Linked DNA regions of Homo sapiens: region 1 is linked to region 2. Evidence: chromatin loops called from intact Hi-C (ENCODE). Cell type or tissue: PC-3. All regions are shown on one strand. Each heading gives the region's core, and the rest is flanking DNA. Links, peaks and the distances in the headings are about the cores only. Region 1 overlaps ZRANB2-DT (ZRANB2 divergent transcript). Region 2 has its middle 220 kb from the start of ZRANB2-DT.

Evidence for each region. Peaks named below come from ENCODE experiments on the same cell type or tissue, not always from the same donor. Only the 100,000 strongest peaks of a DNase experiment are listed, where the experiment ranks them.
Region 1: it touches region 2 in a loop (3-fold over the local background); 1 of 110 quality-filtered maps calls a loop at or near these places.

Annotation. Positions count from the first base shown.
Region 1 is chr1:71,192,731-71,202,051 of GRCh38, reverse strand. All of the region lies in intron 2 of ZRANB2-DT (ZRANB2 divergent transcript), which reads right to left. Among named protein-coding and RNA genes, the nearest start is that of ZRANB2-DT, 120 kb to the right of the region's middle. In PC-3, for the core only: a CTCF peak has its summit at 5,171 (motif pointing left); no DNase peak of the experiment used is centred there.
Region 2 is chr1:71,300,524-71,309,844 of GRCh38, reverse strand. No RefSeq gene overlaps it. Among named protein-coding and RNA genes, the nearest start is that of ZRANB2-DT, 220 kb to the right of the region's middle. In PC-3, for the core only: no CTCF peak of the experiment used is centred there; a DNase peak (open chromatin) is centred at 5,994; H3K27ac peaks cover 1,485 bases.

The DNA of each region.
Region 1 (9,321 bases), core at 3,616-7,615, 110 kb after region 2:
TAGAATAAAGCTTGAGGCTGAAAGACATAAGAAACCATTGCATTTTTAGGGCAAACAGAAATATAATACTGTCCTATAATATTATTAAATGTCATCTCAGAGACTGTGGATTTTTATCGTAAAGGAAAAAGAGATTTAAGAGGTATATTTCTCAGTGGTGCTTTTGGCCATTTTCCTCTAAGGGTGCATTTTATTGAAGATTTTCCTGTGGAAATTTAAGATATTAAGATTGCATGTAGACCTTCACCTCAAAGGGTTGTAGTGATTTTAGGCTAAGTAATATTGCCTCTTATTATAGTTCTTAAAAAATATTTCATTAACTGGACACCCTAGTTACAGTCTCGAAAATCTGTATACTGTATTTACTAAAAGCCATCTCCTCTTGTTCCTGGAGGAGTGTGAGTGCTCTTTGTTTATGCCTCCTCCATGCTGAAACATTCTGTGTACCAACTGATGTGCAGTGTTCTTGGCACCCTCAAGACCTGAAATGACTGGCTCTGGAATATATTGTATTGATCTCGCAGTGACATTTGTGCCTCTAGCTTGTTCCCTGGCTGGGGTCTGAGATAGATCCACACACAGGGCTGCCTTAGGCTTGAGGTAGTCTGTTGAGTTTGTACCTCTAAACATTATTTATCATTTGATTCTCTTTAGATGACCTGTAATTGTTAATTTTCAGTTTAAAAAATAAAATAAAATAATCTGCTTTGTGTGTTTCAGGAAAATAATAAAAACAGAGTCTGACCACATTGATTTTATGTAGACTCTACACCTTTTTTTAAGGAATAATTATTTTATGCTCAGATAAAAATAATGTAAAAATAATCGGAAATATTCATACTCAGGGGAAACATGACCTGTTTCATTCAAATGGCAGAAAATAGTTTCTAAATCACTTTAAATCATAAGGGTATACGCATAGAAAGGACATTTAAAAGGCGTTTTTCTTTTCTTTAACATTTCACCCATGCAGGATTGTATCTCATTTCTTTGAAAACAACCCTTTAGTGCTTATTACTGTGCTGTCTTTGAGAGCAGATCTCCTGACTTCTATTATAATGAGGTCTAAAGAGAAAGAGAGAGAAGAGAGAGAGAGAGAAAGACAGAGGCAGAGGATTTTAATGGGAGGATATCTTCTTGTTAGAACCAATAAAGCTAAAGCAGCCCTAGAATGATAGATTATTTTGTTTCATCAGTTTCAAAACAACATTTGAAGAATATGCTAACATTCTCTTAAAAATCTGTTCTTTCTGCTCATAATCCCAAGCAGAAATCTTCAGATACTGTGAAAGCATATTCACATTTCATTACCACAGCTGCCCAGGCAGCTGTATAGAATAGAAATCTATCAGTCATTGATGTTTTTGAAGCACTGACAGGCAGTCTTTAGGGAAAATCAAGTAAAAAGACTAACTCTGAATTAAAAGGTATGCAGATAACCCTCATTTTCATGATGAATAAATTTCAAATAAAGCTACCTAGAAAACACACACACACACAAACACACACACCCCACACATACACACATGTATTTCTCAGTTAATATCAGCAAAAATACACTAAATATGCTAAACCCCTCTGAGACTAGTTTGGTACACTGGCAAAAATAAACAGACTGATTCCAGAGATCATACAGCAGCTGTATGACCCTAAGATATTTGTCTCTCTGAGGGACAAAGAATCAACTGAACCCTAAATGTGCATCCTCCTCATGAGATTGTGTCCATTAAAGCTGATCATTTTAATCAACTTCAGAATCAATATCCATCAGTGAGATAGTATTGGGTGCAGTGTTCGAAGTCTGGCCACTGAAACCAAAATACATGGCCTCAATTAAGAAAAGATTTGATTTGTAGGCTACTTATGGGGAAGAAACAAAAACTCTCTGATATCCTGCCTATTTCTTGGGTCTCCAACCCAAAAGAAAATGCCTTCCCTACATAGCAAAAAGGAAAATAGGCAAATGGTAACCGATTAATAAAATAGGTTAAAATATCCAGAGTAATGAAACTAGATTAATGAACGTGCTAAAATAATTCATCTTGGAAAGGGATAAATGAAGGACTTTATAAAGAAAACCTATTCTTTATATGAGTAAGACCTATGAATTAATCTGGAAAAGTATTAAATTTCTACTCAAGTACAGCATTCCTATGCAAACTTGACTTTATTTCTAAAAAGCCATGCAAATGGAGGGTAAGAACTACTATGTCCAAACTGAGGAACGGCATCCCCACAACCATCTCCCCATCCCTATTTACAACCCCATTTACTTCTCTCACAATTCTCATCTGCATGATGAATAAATTTCAAATAAAACCACCTAAAACACACAGAAACAGAGATCAATAGAATGAAATTTGTCACTTTAAGAAATGTATTCTTTGGACCTGTAAGACAACCAAGTTAGATAGTTCATACACAAATCAAACCATAACTGTGAACTCATTTATATTTTAATAAAATGGGGAGAAACAGAGAGTGTTGAAAGTACACCAAAATATTATCTAGAATGTTTGTTAGTTAATTCAAATGAAAAGCAGCTTGGGTATTAAAGTACATTTTCTTTTTGCCACTGAGTGAATAATTTTAGTCCACAGAAAATGCACAATAATTTTTGTCACTGATCCTGACACCACTAACCGAGAAACTGAGTAATTATATTCCCTAGAATCTGTCCCTATTCCTAGTACTATGCTGGTTATCTGCAAAGGAATATCTCTCCAATGATTTGGATGAATTATATGATAGGGTTTTGTGTTCTGGTATACAGAACTGAAATATGATCTTCAATCTTACACACAGTAATTGCATATGGCAGATTAATGTCAAAGAGGCTTGAAAAAGCTAGGTTCATCATCAGAATTTTCCTCTAGTGCTGAGTTATGACCTAATGTGTTTCCCTGAAGTGTCCCAAAAAGATGAAAGAATATGGTTGGAAATACTATATAGTGCCCATAAAAGAGGTGTTCTTTCCCATCATTCAGAAAAAAGCAAGGAAAAGATTTGCTAAACCATCATTTCCAGATAGCAGTCTATTGCAAGATCATTGAAACTCACCTAGATTATTCTGAGGTAGATCATACTTTGAACGTCATTTTAACATATTGATATGATCAGATACACATACTACCAATGTCTCAAGCCACTCACTCTCTTTGGATGTAGTCATCACACATGGTGACCTAAGAATTTTATGGGTGAGAATAAAGTATTAATGAGGTCACAGTTATGGTATTGATTTCTGTATGAACTATCTAACTGAACTATCTAACTTGGTTCTCTTACAGAACCAAAGACTACATTTCTTTTTTTTTTTTTTTGAGATAGAGTTTCGCTCTTGTTGCCCAGGCTGGAGTGCAATGGCGTGATCTCAGTTCACTGAAACCTCCGCCTCCCGGGTTCAAGTGATTCTCTTGCCTCAGCCTCCTGAGTAGCTGCGATTACAAGTGCATACCACCACACCCAGATAATCTTTTGTATTTTAAGAAGAGATGGGGTTTCACCATGTTGGCCAGACTGGTCTCGAACTCCTGACCTCAGGTGATCTGCCCTCTTCAGCCTCCCAAAGTGCTGGGATTACAGGCGTGAGCCACCGCGCCCGGCCCAAAGACTACATTTCTTAAAGTAACAAATTTCATGCTATTGATCTCAAGATGAACTCGTGTGGGTGGCTCAGTGTAGGCTAGATCCGTGGTTCCTTTATTTGTCTGTGCCTCAAAATTCTTGTTATTTCCATTTTTGCTTTTCTTTTCTTTAGGCCACTCAATCTTCTAAATCCTAATCTCTGAGATGATTCTGATACAGACATTACCAGCACTTGGAAAATATTGGACTGCACTGATCTTCAAGCTGGGGGAAAATCCCCAAAAGGACAAAATGTAGTGGATCAGTCAAGACAGCTTCAGCCCTCATTTGCTTCCCCATCAAAGAGTGATGCTCTCTTTTTCCTAGTTTGGTAACAAAGCTCCTGAAAGAGTTTTCAAGCAACACATAGCTATTTTTCTAGAAATTATGAAGAACCTTCCTGACTAGGCTAAGTGTTCCTTATGTGTACCCTGAGCATACATCTGTCATTAAAATTGCTAAATATATTTTGATGTTCTATCAATGCTTCTATTTCCTGAATTCTCCTATCTTCCAAGAACCTTGAGAAAAGGACAATTTTTAATTCCTCTTAAAGTCTACTATAGAATATGCGCATGTTCTCAGCATATCTTTTTTGTTCTGAAATGAACTAGAATGCTGAGAAGACTCTTTTTTACACACTAGCTCTGACACCTCAAGCAGGTCTTTTTGTCTCTTTGGTCTTCAATTTCCATATGAAGATGCTGTACTAAATGATTTCTCTAGCTTTTTCTGGCTTCCATCACTCTGCTGCTGTGGGAATTGTAATGAATTGACTAAGCTTGGATTCTACTCTTAAGGAAATAAGGATGTTTTCACTTCTTCTTAATCAATTTTTGTTTGACACAGGCCGGATCTGCTTAGTCCAACCACAGAACTGAGCAATATCATAGGAAACTTTTGTTCTACGTGCCAAGAGTCTAAAATATTTGGGTCAACTCTAGAATCTACTGGAGGCATGAATTACACATATTATCTTCCACCTAATGTTGATCAATCATCCATTTGGCTTCACTGAGGTGCACATTACCAGAAACGGTTTTAATGTGTTGTAAAGGAGCTAAAATCTTAATATTGAGGAGGAAAGAGAGAAAAGAGAGTAACTCAAGGACCATTCTGCCAAATCTTTAATGTTGAAATTATCTCTTAATGAGATTGTAAAAAATTCTTTAGTGTCCCTTTCTGAATTTAAGCAGATGCAACCTAAAATTACTTAAATATTTATATTTCTTTCAATGGCTTTAATCCGTTTTGTCACTTAATTGTATAAAGCTATCTTCTACAAAATAGTACTCTGATATTTTGAAATAAATTGATTTTTTAAAATGGACATGGATAAAAAAGCTGCAGATGGGGTTTTATATACAGTTGTTTGCTACATAGATGGAATATTGAATCCTTCACCCATTAAATGTATCCTCACCACAGATTTGCTGCACCTGCTATTTTACATCTCAGTATATTTTATACTGAATATTTATGGTCCTTTCAAAATAATATGGAGAGACACTAAATGGTCAGAAACAGCCCAATGCTGACATCTACTGGATATACAACTGGACAAATTTACTATCAAAAGAATGCCTATATTCTACTTTACACTGTAAAGGTGTAAGAAACAAAGCAAAAGTTACTATGTAATACTTAATAAACATTTCTACTGGTTATGTATAAATTCATATTTTATATCTAAACCAAAGATGCCACTGTATTTCAAAATGGCTAATGTTGGGAGGTTAGACAGTACTGGACTCAGAATCTAAGAGGAAGGGGAAATAAGCTATTATGCTCTGGATGGGGAGGAGCTCAGGAATAATGCACCTTAGCCACTGGTAACATCCTTGAGCTGCTAATCCACCTCTGCAGTAAATGGTCCTTTTCTGCATAAATAGAAAATGTAGCTCCCACCCCCCTCCTCATCTGGTCTTGGGAAATTATGCAAGTCCTATTCTAACTGATCTTTTTTACACCACTATGGTTTCTTTGGCAGATTTTTCTTGGCTTCTTTGGCCCTATTAGGAATTACACATTTATTTTGTCAAGGTATATTCAATTACTATATAAGTTGCTATAATAGGAAAGTCAGACAGACTTGGGTTCAAATTCTGGCTCAGCCTCTTACATATATGTCTGAGTGAATTAGGGAAGTTATTGAATTAGCTAACTAACTACAAAATTTTATGGCAAGTACACTTAGGATATACCCTCAAACATTTTTAAGTACACATTACAGTATTATTAACTATAAACACAATGTTGTACAGACTTGTAAAATTTAGTCATCTTGCATAACTGAAACTTTATATAGGCACACTCTGCTTCTTGTGCTTCACCAATTCCACTTCACAGATATTGAGCTTTTAAAAATGGAAAATTTGTGCCAACCCTGTGTTGAGCAAGTCTATTGGTGCCATTCGTTTCTCCAACAGCACGTTCTCACTTCATCTCTCTGTGTCCTATTTTGGTAATTCTCACAATATTTCAAATGTTTGCATTACTATTCTATCTGTTATGGGGATTTGTGGTCAGTGATCTTTGATGTTACTATTGTAATTCAATTGGGGCATCATGATTCTCACCCATTTAAGATTGCGGACTTTATTGATAAGTGTTGTGTATGTTCTGACTGCTCCACCAACTGGCCATTCGCCCATCGTTCTCCCTCGCAATGGGCCTCTTTATTCCCTGAGACACTACAATATTGAAATTTGGCCAATTAATAACTCTACAATGATCTCTAAGTGTTCCAGTGAAAGGAAGAGCTGTACTCACTCATTTTAGATGATCAAAAGCTAGAAATGATTAAGCTTAGTGAAGAAGGCATTTTGAAAGCCAAGACAGGCTGAAAGCTAGGCCTTTTGTGCTGGTTAGCCCAGCCATTAATGCAAAGGAAAAGTTCTTGAAGGAGATTAAAAGTGCTACTCCAGTGAACACACAAATGATAAGAAAGCAAAACAGTCTTATTGCTGATATAGAGAAAATTTTAGTGGTTTGGATAGAAGATCAATCCAACCACAACATTCCCTTAAATGAAACCCTAATCCAGAACAAAACTCCAACTCTCTTCAATTCTATAAAGCCTGAGAGAGCTGAAGAAGCTGCAAAAGAAAATTTTAAAACAGGAGAAGTTGTTTCACAAGGTTAAAGAAAAGAAGCCATCTCCATAACATAAAAGTGCAAGGTGAAGCAGCAAGTGCTGATGTAGAAGTTGCAGCAAGTTATCCAGGAGATCTAGCTAAGATAATGGATGAAGGCAGCTACACCAAACAAGGGATTTTTACGGTAGAAAAAACAGCTTTCTATTGGAAGAAGATGCCATCTAGGACTTTCATAGCTACAGAGGAGAAGTCAATGCCTGGCTCCAACGCTCCAAAGAAACTGAACTCTCTTGTTAGGGGTTAATGTAGCTAGTGACTTTAAGTTAAAGCCAGTGCTCACTTATCATTCCAAAAATTCCAGGGCCCCTAAGAATTATGCTAAGTCTATTCTGCCTGTGTCCTAGAAATGGAACCACAAGACCTGGATGACAGAACATCTGCTTACAGCATAGTTTATTGAATATTTTAAGCCCACTGTTGAGATGACTGCTTGGGGAAAAAAAAGATTCCTTTCAAAACATTATTGTTCATTGACAATGCACCTAGTTACCCAAGAGCTCTGATGGAGATATAAAAGGAGATGAATGTTGTTTTTATGTCTGCTAACACAGTATCCATTTGGCAGCCCATGGATCAATGAGTAATTTTGAATTTCAAATCTTATTATTTAAAAAATACACTATAAGGAAGGCCATAGTTGCCCTAGATAGAAATTTTTCAGATGGATCTGGGCAAAGTAAATTGTAACCTTTTGGAAAGGAATTTGGAAGGAGTTGATTCCAACCCTCATAGATAACTTTAAGGGGTTCAAGACTTCACTACAGGAAGTAATTGCGGATGGGGTAGAAATAATCAAAGACACAGAATTAGAATTGGAGCCTACCGGGCACGGTGACTTATGTCTGTAATTCCAGCACTTTGGGAGACCAAGGTGAGCGGATCACCTGAAGTCAGGAGTTTCAGACCAGCCTGGCCAACATGGTGAAACCCTGTCTCTACTAAAAATACAAAAATTAGCCAGGCGTGGTGGTGCGTGCCTGTAATCCCAGCTACTTGGGAAGCTGAGGCAGGATAATCACTTGAGCTCAGGAGGTGGAGGTTGCAGTGAGCCGAGACTGTGCCACTGCACTCCAGCCTGGGCGACAGAGTGAGACTCCGTCTTAAAAAAAAAAAAAAGAAGTGGAGCCTGAAGGTATGACTGAATTGCTACAATCTCATGATAAAGCTTAAATGGATGTAGAGTTGCTTCTTTTGGATGAGTAAAGAAAGTAGTTTCTTTAAATGGAAACTACTTCTGGTGAAGATGCTGTGAACATTGTTGAAATAACAACAAAGAATTTAAAGTATTATATAAACATAGTTGATAATGCAGCAGCAAAGTTTGAGAAAATAGACTTTAATTATGAAAGAAGTTCTACTGCTGGTAAAATACTATCAAACAGCATTGCAGCAAACTTCAATTTGTAAACAACATAGTATCTGTGAAGCACAACAAGGCCAAGTATAATAAAACGAGACATGCCCCTAGCTCAGACATGTTTACTTTAAATGGTCAGATTAACATAATCTCTTCTGGTACTGGTTAAGGTTTCTCTCACCTTTCCTTCTCCAAACCAACATAGCCTCTGAATATAAATAATATCTTCAGTGCCCTAATGATAGAGGAAAGAAGAAACCCAAAATTAGAAAATTGTCTTTTGTTCTTTCTTCTAGAACCTTGGCAGCATCCATAAAAATGTTCCTGGCCCCTTATGATTATTTAAAGCCCTTGGAATCTGTTGCTAAAATTCATGACTGGTAAAACTTGGGCTATTTTTCTCAGAATGCTTGAAAACCTCCATGCCTACTCTAATGACTTGGCCCATCCTGGCTCCCACTCATATTACAGAGTATCTAAAATCTCAGCTACATTCTCCATATGGCCACTGTCCAAAGCAGCCTTCTGGCTCTCTACTCTTAGCTCCCTCTGCGTCATCTCTTCTGATTATTCAAGGACATTTTGCATCTTTTTTAATACCATATGAAGCCAAGGGAGATGCCTGGTGTCCAGCCTGCTCTCTACACCACCATTCCTGTTCTCAGCACCCATACACACACCAGTGCTAATGTGAGTGATTTCATTTAGTATCCTCCCAGAAACCCAAATGGAAAAGTAGAGCACAAGCTCTTTTTATTTCAGCTTTCTGTAAAAATTCTATCTGTTGTGTTTATGTACTCTGCTCCCACTTTTCAAGGATGACCTTGATGGGGCAGGTGTGGCACATGGAGAGAAATCACTAACATATGACCTTGTCCCTATTATATTCCATCTACTGCTCTCTTCCTCTGGAACTGAAAGACCTGTGTTTTCTTCCCATTCCTGTCACAGAGAATTCCTCTACATCATACATCCTTTCCTAGTCCTCTTCCAAAGAAAGACTGAAAGTCTATACTAGAAGAAGCCATTGTCCTGAGGAGGAAGAACACAAAAGGAAGGATTTTTTCATATGATATGCCCATGCCTAAGGAAAACTTTTTCTCTTAGAGGGAATTGAGATGGTTACTTTGATTTTAGTCATTAAATGAAACTTTTATCTACACAGTCCAGGAAAAAAAA
Region 2 (9,321 bases), core at 3,535-7,534:
GCTATATTATTTGCTACTAAATACTATGTTTTATAAAAAGCTAGCACAGACGTTAACAAATAGTAGTGGAACAAAATAAACACTGTGTCACAGAAGAACAAAATATATAATGAATTTTAATGTATGACAAAGTGGCATTGAAAATCAGTGGGTAGTAGAATGGCAAATTCAATAATTGATCTGGGGTTATCCGGATGAAAAAAGAAATAAATTTTAATTGCTATGCTACACAATGCACAAAAATTCTGTGTATGGCTTCGTAAAGAGTCAGCTTGGCAAATTTGAATTATGTTTTCTAGAATTTTCTTTTCTGTACGTTTTTAGTGGTTTGTTATGACCACCAAAGAAACTTGCTTGTGATTTGAAAGGAAGATGAGAACAGTGACTATATGTACTCCCTGAAATTCAATGTAGGTTAGGCCTTCTTGTGGCTCATGCACATTTTTTTTGCCATCTACTGGCCAATCTTTTTGGCAAAGGAAGCACCTGAGTCCATAAATCCTCCACCTCCCATGGGATATTTTTAAATTACCTTTTCCACAACTTGGGTCAGGTGCTATTGCAGTTCTGTAACAAGAGTGATAGCCAGCATGTCCTATAGATCATCCTCAGCTTCAAGGTTGGTGGCTTGGAGATGAGAAAAGGCCAATGCTGACTCAATAAGAAAGGAAGGCAGATTGCAGCTTGTTCCTCACAGTTTTGGTTTTTGCCAGCTCTCCCCATTTCACATCTGTCCTTTTCCTACTGCCTGACCTGTGACTTTATGCTAAGTATCAGATGCAGAAGAAAACAGAACCAAGACTATTTTACCAGATTCTACAGCGATAAAAGATCAAGTTCCTAAATAAATAAATCTACATTATTCCTGGTGGTTCTACTTCTCTGATTATACTGACTAATGCATCGCCTTAATGTTTTATAGGCAAAACTATAAAACTTTTAAAGGGTAATATAGGGGATATTTTTGTGACTTCAACAGAGAAACTTTTTAAAACAAGACACAAAGCCATAGAAAATGTTATTGACAAGTTCAATAGCATTATCATTTTAAAACTTTTGTAAGTGAAAAGATATAATTTTAAAATAAAAGGCAAGTCCTAGACTTGGGAAAAGATACTTGCAACAAATAAAACAGAAAAAGATCATTATCCAGAATACTAAAAAGCCTTCTTACAAATCAACTCAATGAAAAAATGAGAAAAGGATATAAATAAGAAATTTACCAAGGTTTTTAATCTCAAATGGCCAATAAACCTATTAAAAGATGATTTACCTCAGTGATAATGAGAGAAATGTCAATTAAAAGCACAATGAAATACCTTTCACACCTATTGTTTGGCAAAACTTAAGAACTCTGACAATATCATGTGTTGGCAAAAAAAGTGGATAAAGGGCAACACTAATATACTGTTCATAGGAATACAAACTCATGCAACCACCTTGAAGAAAAATGTTGTGGTAACTAATAAATTTGAAGGTGTAAATACCCTAGCCCAGCAAACCATCCCTAGGTGTACACCATAAATAAACTCTTATTTGTGTAAGCAAACAGACACATATATTTTAAAAAGGTGACTTCTTAGTAGAATTGTTTATAATAGCAAATATTGGAAACTAATTTTCCATTAACATGAGCTAGATAATGTATTATATTAAATTTATATAATGCTATGCCACAGTGAAAATCAATTAGCCAAAGTTACATGAATGAATATGGATAAATCTCATAAACATAATGTGAAATTGATAAAAACTACAGAAGAATACTTGAAGAATGATGTCATTCATATATGAGTAAAGCCAGATAAAAGAATATTATATACATACTATATACTTAAGATATACATAGGTTAAAAATGTATATGTATGGAAATGAAAACACCAAATTCAAGATAGTAATTATCTTGGTGGGAAAGGAAGTGAGTTGTAGAGAGGAAAGATTCAGGAGGTTTGCAAGGGGGCGGTGACTCTATTGGTAGGTTTAATTTCTTAGGTTGAAGGAATCCCTGCAGAAGATGAAGATAGATCTCCTAGACTGAAGATTCCTAAAAGACTTCCAGACACACTGCAGAACTGGCCAACTTAACAGAGATGCTGTCTCTGCCACAATTAAGTTGCTGCTGAGTCATAAAGCTGCCTCCACAGCTGTCAGCTCCAGAGCCACACTGCCAGAAACACATGTGAAACACATTTACATGTATTTACAGCACCACAATCAGGAAGCACTGAATCAGGAAGTTGCCATTACAGCCATTGACTCCAGAACCATGAAGCTTCTGCCACATCTGTTCTAGCAAATGGATGCCCTGAACTCTACCTCTTTCCCCATATAACTCAGTTCTGAATCACAGCTTCACACAGATGCATTCAATTGATTAAGCTTCCATCATATATTTAAGCGCTGGCCAAAGGGAAGCCTACAAACTACAGGTTTGTTCGTTTTTTCTCAGCAAAATAAAAACAAGAGTCAGGAACTCTTAGGAGAAAAGATTATTCAAAAAATTGTAAGCAGACTATGACAGATGTTTATTAAAGTGAGAGGAAAATTTCAGCTTCGTACCTGTATCCTTCTACACTATTTCTATGCTTTTTTTTTTAACCAAGAGTGTATGTTTTTTGTTTGTTTGTTTGTTTTACCATGTCACAGAAATTGCTGGTTGCCTCTCAATATGTAGCTGATCTTCCTTCTCATTAACAGAAAGAGAACGTAGCTAATGAGATACAAGCAAGACTTTTATGTGCTAATTCCAAGAAGTCTCCTTAAGGGAAAGGAGAGGCCCCTCTTGGTCCCCTCATTGGTTGTACTTGTTGGAATGTAAATATAATTATTACCAATTTGACCAGCCACTTTAAATCATAGTCAATATGCTAAAGATGGTAGGCAAGCTAGAATGAACCTAGATCTCTTCTGAAAGTGAGGCTAAGCATGGAACTAACTGTGGGCATGTTTACCTAATAGAGAAATAAATGTTTATCTTGTTTAAGCCACTTTTGGGGCAAATGGGGTTGGGTTCTTTATTACTGGCAGCCTAACTTGATTCTAACTGATATAGAAAGTAGTATCATTAATTTAAAGTCTACTTAAAAATTAATCTTAACAGCTAAGTAGACAAACATTTGAAACCTGGGAATTAAGGGTCTTGCCCTTTTACAAATCCCTATAGCAAAATTCCATAGGAATTTCCCTATTATTTTGGAGGAGTTAATCACTATATAAGCTTCACTTCTTTCCAAAGAGCTATGTTGTCTTCTTTCTAGCCTATCAAGTTTCTCAATATTATTCTTACAAATTCTATTCTGAAACTGCAAATAAGGTTTGGAAGATCCTATCAAATGCCAACTGTGGTGTACTAATTATTTCTCAGTTCTTGCTTTTACTTCCCTGTTAATACATCCTTAAATTAAATTTTATTGTTATATTTTACCTTAGTTATTCTAATTATTATTAATAATAAATTAACACAAAGCCACCCTGTGGTAGACACTGGGTTAGGTGCTGCAGATATAATGATGAATAAAAGTCTTGTGCACATGATAAGCTCACAGTTTAATGGGAGAAGATGAGCACAAAAACCTTTACTAGACATTGTAACAAGTGTTAAAAACGCTGTTATTAAGGCACTAAAGAGCTAATTGGGGAATCACATCCTACTTATAGCTGATTCACCTTTAGTGCTCCGACTCTGACTTCTTGTTCTTTTTTAAAATTTCTTAAAGTGGTGCCTATTTCCCTCATATTATAACTATAGAGCCTGGTACTGATTTTTAGATATGTATCATTTTGGATGAACACTTTCCAGTGAGTGTTTTTAAAATATCAAAGTTATGAACTCTATTGATACCTTTGAAGTGGAGCAACTTTTCCCTGTAGTTTTAATAATTTGAAAATGTGTCTCAAATAATCAGGTAAAATAGTATTTTCAGATATATATTGATAAGTATCAAATATTAGTTTTTTACTCAATTGACCACACTTAAAGCATGTTCTCTAGATTAGCTGAAAATAATTACTCCTTTCTCTTAATTTATAATTGTCTTGTTGTGAAGTCACATTTTAGAATAATGCTTTCTAAGTTATTAATCTTTAGTTTATGGATGAGAATATGAGACAGAGTCAAATCTTTTTAAAAACTTTCTTTTTTATTAGAATTATCACTTTACCATTATGTAAAAGAACTTTGCATCTGAAAATTGATGGTGTGAGTTATGTATTATAGCATTTCCTAAGGTATCAGAGTCTTCAGCCTTAGAACCAATATCCATCCCAGCATTTTGGGAGATCAGCTGAGGTCAGGAGTTCAAGACCAGCCTGACCAACATGGCAAAACCTCGTCTCTACTAAAAATACAAAAATTAGCCAGGCGTGGTAGCATGTGCCTGTAATCCCAGCTACTCGGGAGGCTGAGGCAGGAGAATCGCTTGAATCTGGGAGGGAGAGGTTGCAGTGAGCCAAGATCACGCCATTACACTCCAGTCTGGGTGACAGAGCAAGACTCTGTCTCAAAAAAAAAAAAAAAAAAAAAAAAAGAAAAGAAAAAAGAACCAATACCCAGCCTAACTTATTTTTTAATGCAGTATAAGAATAACAATTGCACAACAACTAGGAAATTTGGCAGGCCATTATGAGAATTAACAAAGTATTAAGGAAGCCGAAATACTTTAGTAATATTCAGAGTGTGTAAGCACAGCATGCCTGACTACCAGCAAAGCCATATATCTCTTATTCAATAAGCCAGTAAAATGCATTATATTTTTAAAGGCCAGATGCTTGGGGGCAAAATAAATGGCTAGCATAAAAGGCCTAAGCCAGCAGATACAATCACATAATGAAAAAAGTTTAGGGAAAGAAGTGGAACGTGAATTGTGTGGCTATCAATAAAAACATAATATTGACACACTACTTCTTTGGGAGGCAGTGGGGAGATTTCAGGAGGAGTGATAGGCTGGGAAAGCCTGGATCCCAGGAGACATAAGCAGCAGCATTCTAAATGCATGAGCGTTGATGAAGTATACCCTCAGGTAACCTAGCAAATAATGAATTACAATCATCTAACAGAGGCTAAAAATAAGGAATCAACCCAATTTCACCATCTTTCCCATTGAGCCTAATGCTGGCGGCATTCTGCAAAAAGAAAAAACTGTACTACTTAGAATACCTTTCGGTTCTCAAAGAATTCTATTATAATAGGTCTCACATATTTGTGTGACTTTAAATATCATTAAAACAGTCACCATACGTGTTTAGAATTTAAAAAACATGCAGTGCTATTCAAGAAGGTTGAAAGAAAAATATAAGATACTATCAGTAATAATCTTTTTGCTAAATTCAGCAAGATTTGCAGTGGAGAATTTCTATTATTAGTCAAGATCATTTATAAAAATAATAAGCATTCATTACATACACTACTTACGTAGTTGGGTTTACTTACAACATACATTCATTCAACACAGTCATCAAGCCTTTATGTCACATACTATGCTGTGTTCTGTGGAGGAACAAATTTATGAGAGACATTAGTGAGGCCTGTGCTAAGGGAGCTAATTGCATAATACAAGAGTTACATAACTAACTAGTTTATAGTGGAGAACATAATGAATACTTATATGGTTTGGATTTGTGTTCTCGCCCAAATCTCATGTCAAATTTTAATCCCCAATGTTCGTGGAGGGGCCTGGTGGGAAGTGATTGGATCTGGGGGTGGACTTTTCCCTTGCTGTTCTCATGACAGTGAGTTCTCATGAGATCTGTTTGTTTAAAAGTGTGTAGCATCTCCTTCTTCCCCCTCTCCTTCCTGCTCCAGCCACTTGGGATGTGCCTGCTTCCCCTTCGCCTTTTCTAAGTTTCCTGAGGCCTCTCCAGTCATGCTTCCTGTACAGCCTGCAGACCGGTGAGCCAATTAAACCTCTTTTCTTTGTAAATTAGCCAGTTTCAGGTAGTTCTTTATAGCATTGAGAGAACGGACTAATACAAATACCATTATAAAGGAACAGTAAAAGCGCTATGGTGACTCAGATGGTGAGGAAAGGAAGAATAATATTTATTCATTCACACCACAAATATTTCCTCAAGGACTCTTCTTGGCATTGGAGATAAATTAGTAAACAAGTAGTGAGGGACCTAGCCCTTTCATGTTTTACCAATGTTAGCACACTTCATCTTTATGAGAATGTGGTGAAGCAAGTATTATTAAAAGAGGGTGACTATTTTACTATAAGGAGTATAAACAATGGCCTACCAATAGTGTCCAAAGCACACAGCTTAAAATAGAGGAGATTCAGTCTCTCTACTCCTGTCCTCTCTAGAACATAGCCCAAAGTGATAACATCTATTAAAGAAGCAGTCCTATTTGATTTTACTTTTTGGCTGGGGGTACAACTTAAAAGGTCCAAATAGAAGAGAGAGTTCTTTAGGACTGATATCAGATGTTATTTCACAAGACTATTTCACATAAGAACTCTTCAAGGTTACTACAAGATATGAATGGAAAAATGGTTTATGTTAGAAATAAAGACCCAAACAAAAAGCAATAAAACAACCTCTCAAATAGGTCCTGAGTGTCTGAATATTTCACCTTAGTCATCTTCAGTAAACAATGGTGACACTTTGGCACAATGGAAATGTTTTGTTCTGAATGATAACACTGGGATATTGCAATTGTCAAAACTGATTCTGTTATGTACACTATAGGAGACTTTTTTAAGACAGAAAAGATTATTAGATTTTGGGAATCTTTTCAGCAATGAGAATTAAATCAAAATTTATTTTCTGACTAGCCCAGGGAAGTAAATTAATTAAAATATCTAATTCCATGATCATTTTGGGTAAACCACTAGAATTTAATAGATTTAAAGGACTGTATATTTTGTTAATAACATTGTATTTTTCCAAATGCCTCAAATCCCTTCAGATTTAGAATTACATCTTCCTTACAACATCTATTTAGTGGCACAAAGATTAATTTGCATTTTATTGAGCACTTATGAAGTGTCTAGAATTAAAATTGCCTCTGATTCTCATAGTAACTTGATAATGTTACTCTTATTTTAAAAAAAAGAAAATTAAGGATTCACAAATAAGAATATTTGAAGCCATAATTCAAATGAATTCAAAGAAAAGTATTTTGAATACTAATAGTTCTCAACTATAGCTATCCTTCAGTCTCACCTGTGAATATTCCCCAAATAGAAATACCTGAACCCATGCTAAGAACTGTGAATAAGAGTTCCAATGATGGCATGTTTTTAGTGTTTAAAATCTCAACTGGTAATTCTAATCTAGCTTAATAGAATAAGATTTGTCAAGTGGCAAATTGTATGCAAGATGCTTCAATATCTGAATAAAATGGGAGCTACAAATAATGGGAAGAGTTGGGAACATCTGTTTCTCTGCACCTAAAAGACATAGGAGGAGAGAAGAAGTGCTCATAGTTTGCACAAAAGACCTTAAGATTGTGACCAACACAACTTTTTCTGATACAGGTCTTTTGGAGGTGAATGTGGAAAATTACTTCACTCTTCTAATTAAAAGCAAGTGGACACAAATGGAAATACCATCTCCTTAATTCCAATTTTCTGGTATCTTCCCTTTCTTAAATTAAGGGCTGAGGCCTCAATCAATGCATATGTAGTATTCATGCTGCCTCTCCCTGTGCCTATGCCCTAGCTAGATAGACCTGTCAAATTGATTGGTGCAAGCTTAGCACATATGCACCCAATAATTCTTCCTGAACCCTACTAATTAATAAGACTTGGCACTGAAGATGAGATTTATTTGCTATTCTAGATCATTTATTTATTCATTCACTCATTCATTGAGCAAAGACTTACTGAATGTCTACTATGGTTTTGGAAACAGTACTTAATACTGGAACTACAACAACGAATACGTCATGTACTCTGACATCTGAAGACAGTAAATGGCAGAAAAACTTCATGTACACATGCCTGGCATCTATTTCCAAGGTACTTTTTCAAGCGCTCATGTACTTTGTATCATAGCTCTTCAAAAGTGTTTGAAAATATTTATCTAGCTCTTACAACAAGCTCAGTGATGCTTTGTATCATTTAATTCTTACAACAAGCCTACAAGGTAAATACCATTATTATCTGTATTTTACAGAGGAAGAAACAGATATTTAGAGAGGATAAGTCAATTGCTAAAGGCCACACAGATACCAAGTGATAGAATAGGGACTCGAACCTAGGTCCGCCTGACTTCCAAATTCTTGCTTTTAACAACTAAACTTACTCCTTTGACCACTTTAAGGACAAGTTTATTAACATCTTTCTAATTCCTGGAGATATCCCCTCCAAAAATATTTTCATCTTTATAAAACAGGAATAGTATTTTTTGTCAGTAAATGAGAATCAGGAAGAAAGGAAGGGAGAGATCAAAGGAGGGAGAGAGGAAGGGAAATGGATACAAGAAAGTTGAAGTTCAGAGTTTAATATGAAGACTCTTGGGAGTACATATCCACACACACCAATCACATAAAATTTCAGCCCCACCCAATTGCAAACATCTTAAAAAAAAAACTGTCAACACATTCTCCATGACTGATTTGCAAAATCCGATTATAAGAAGGAACTTGGTATCTTCTTCAACTCACCATCTTTTCAGCACCCTCATCAACCTATCATGATGCCATCCAGTTGGATCTTCAGCCTCCTTTAAATTGGTTGGTGACTTAGTCCACTTTGCATTTCTATAACAGAATACTGCAGACTGGAAAATGTATAAAGACAATACATTTATTTTATTCCTTCTTTCTTTTTTGAGACAGGGTCTTGCTTTGTAGCCCAGGCTGGAGTGCAGTGGATCACAGCTCACCGCAGCCTCGATCTTCCAGTCTCAAGTGATCCTCCCACATCAGCCTCCTGAGTAGAGTAGTTGGGACTACAGGAGAGTGCCACCATTCCTGGCTAATTTTTTAATTTTTTGGTAGAGTCCAGGTCTCACTATGTTTCCTAGGCTGGTCTTGAACTCCTGGGCTCAAGTGATCCTCTTGCTTCAGCCCCTCAAAGTGCCAAGATTACATGCGTGAGCAACTGTGTCTGGCCTATTTCTTATAGTTTTGAAGGCTGGGAAGTCCAAAAGTATGGTGCCAGCATCTGGTGAGGGCCTCCTTGCTACCTGATAACATGGTGGAAGACATCACATAGTGAGAGGGCAAGAGCATGTGTATTAGCTCAGGTCCCTCTTTCTTTTCTTATAAAGCCACTGGTTCAATTATAGAGGTCCTAACCTTATGACCTCATTTAATCCCAATTAACCCCCAAAGGGTCTACCTCCAATCAACATATGAAATTGGGGACTAAGTT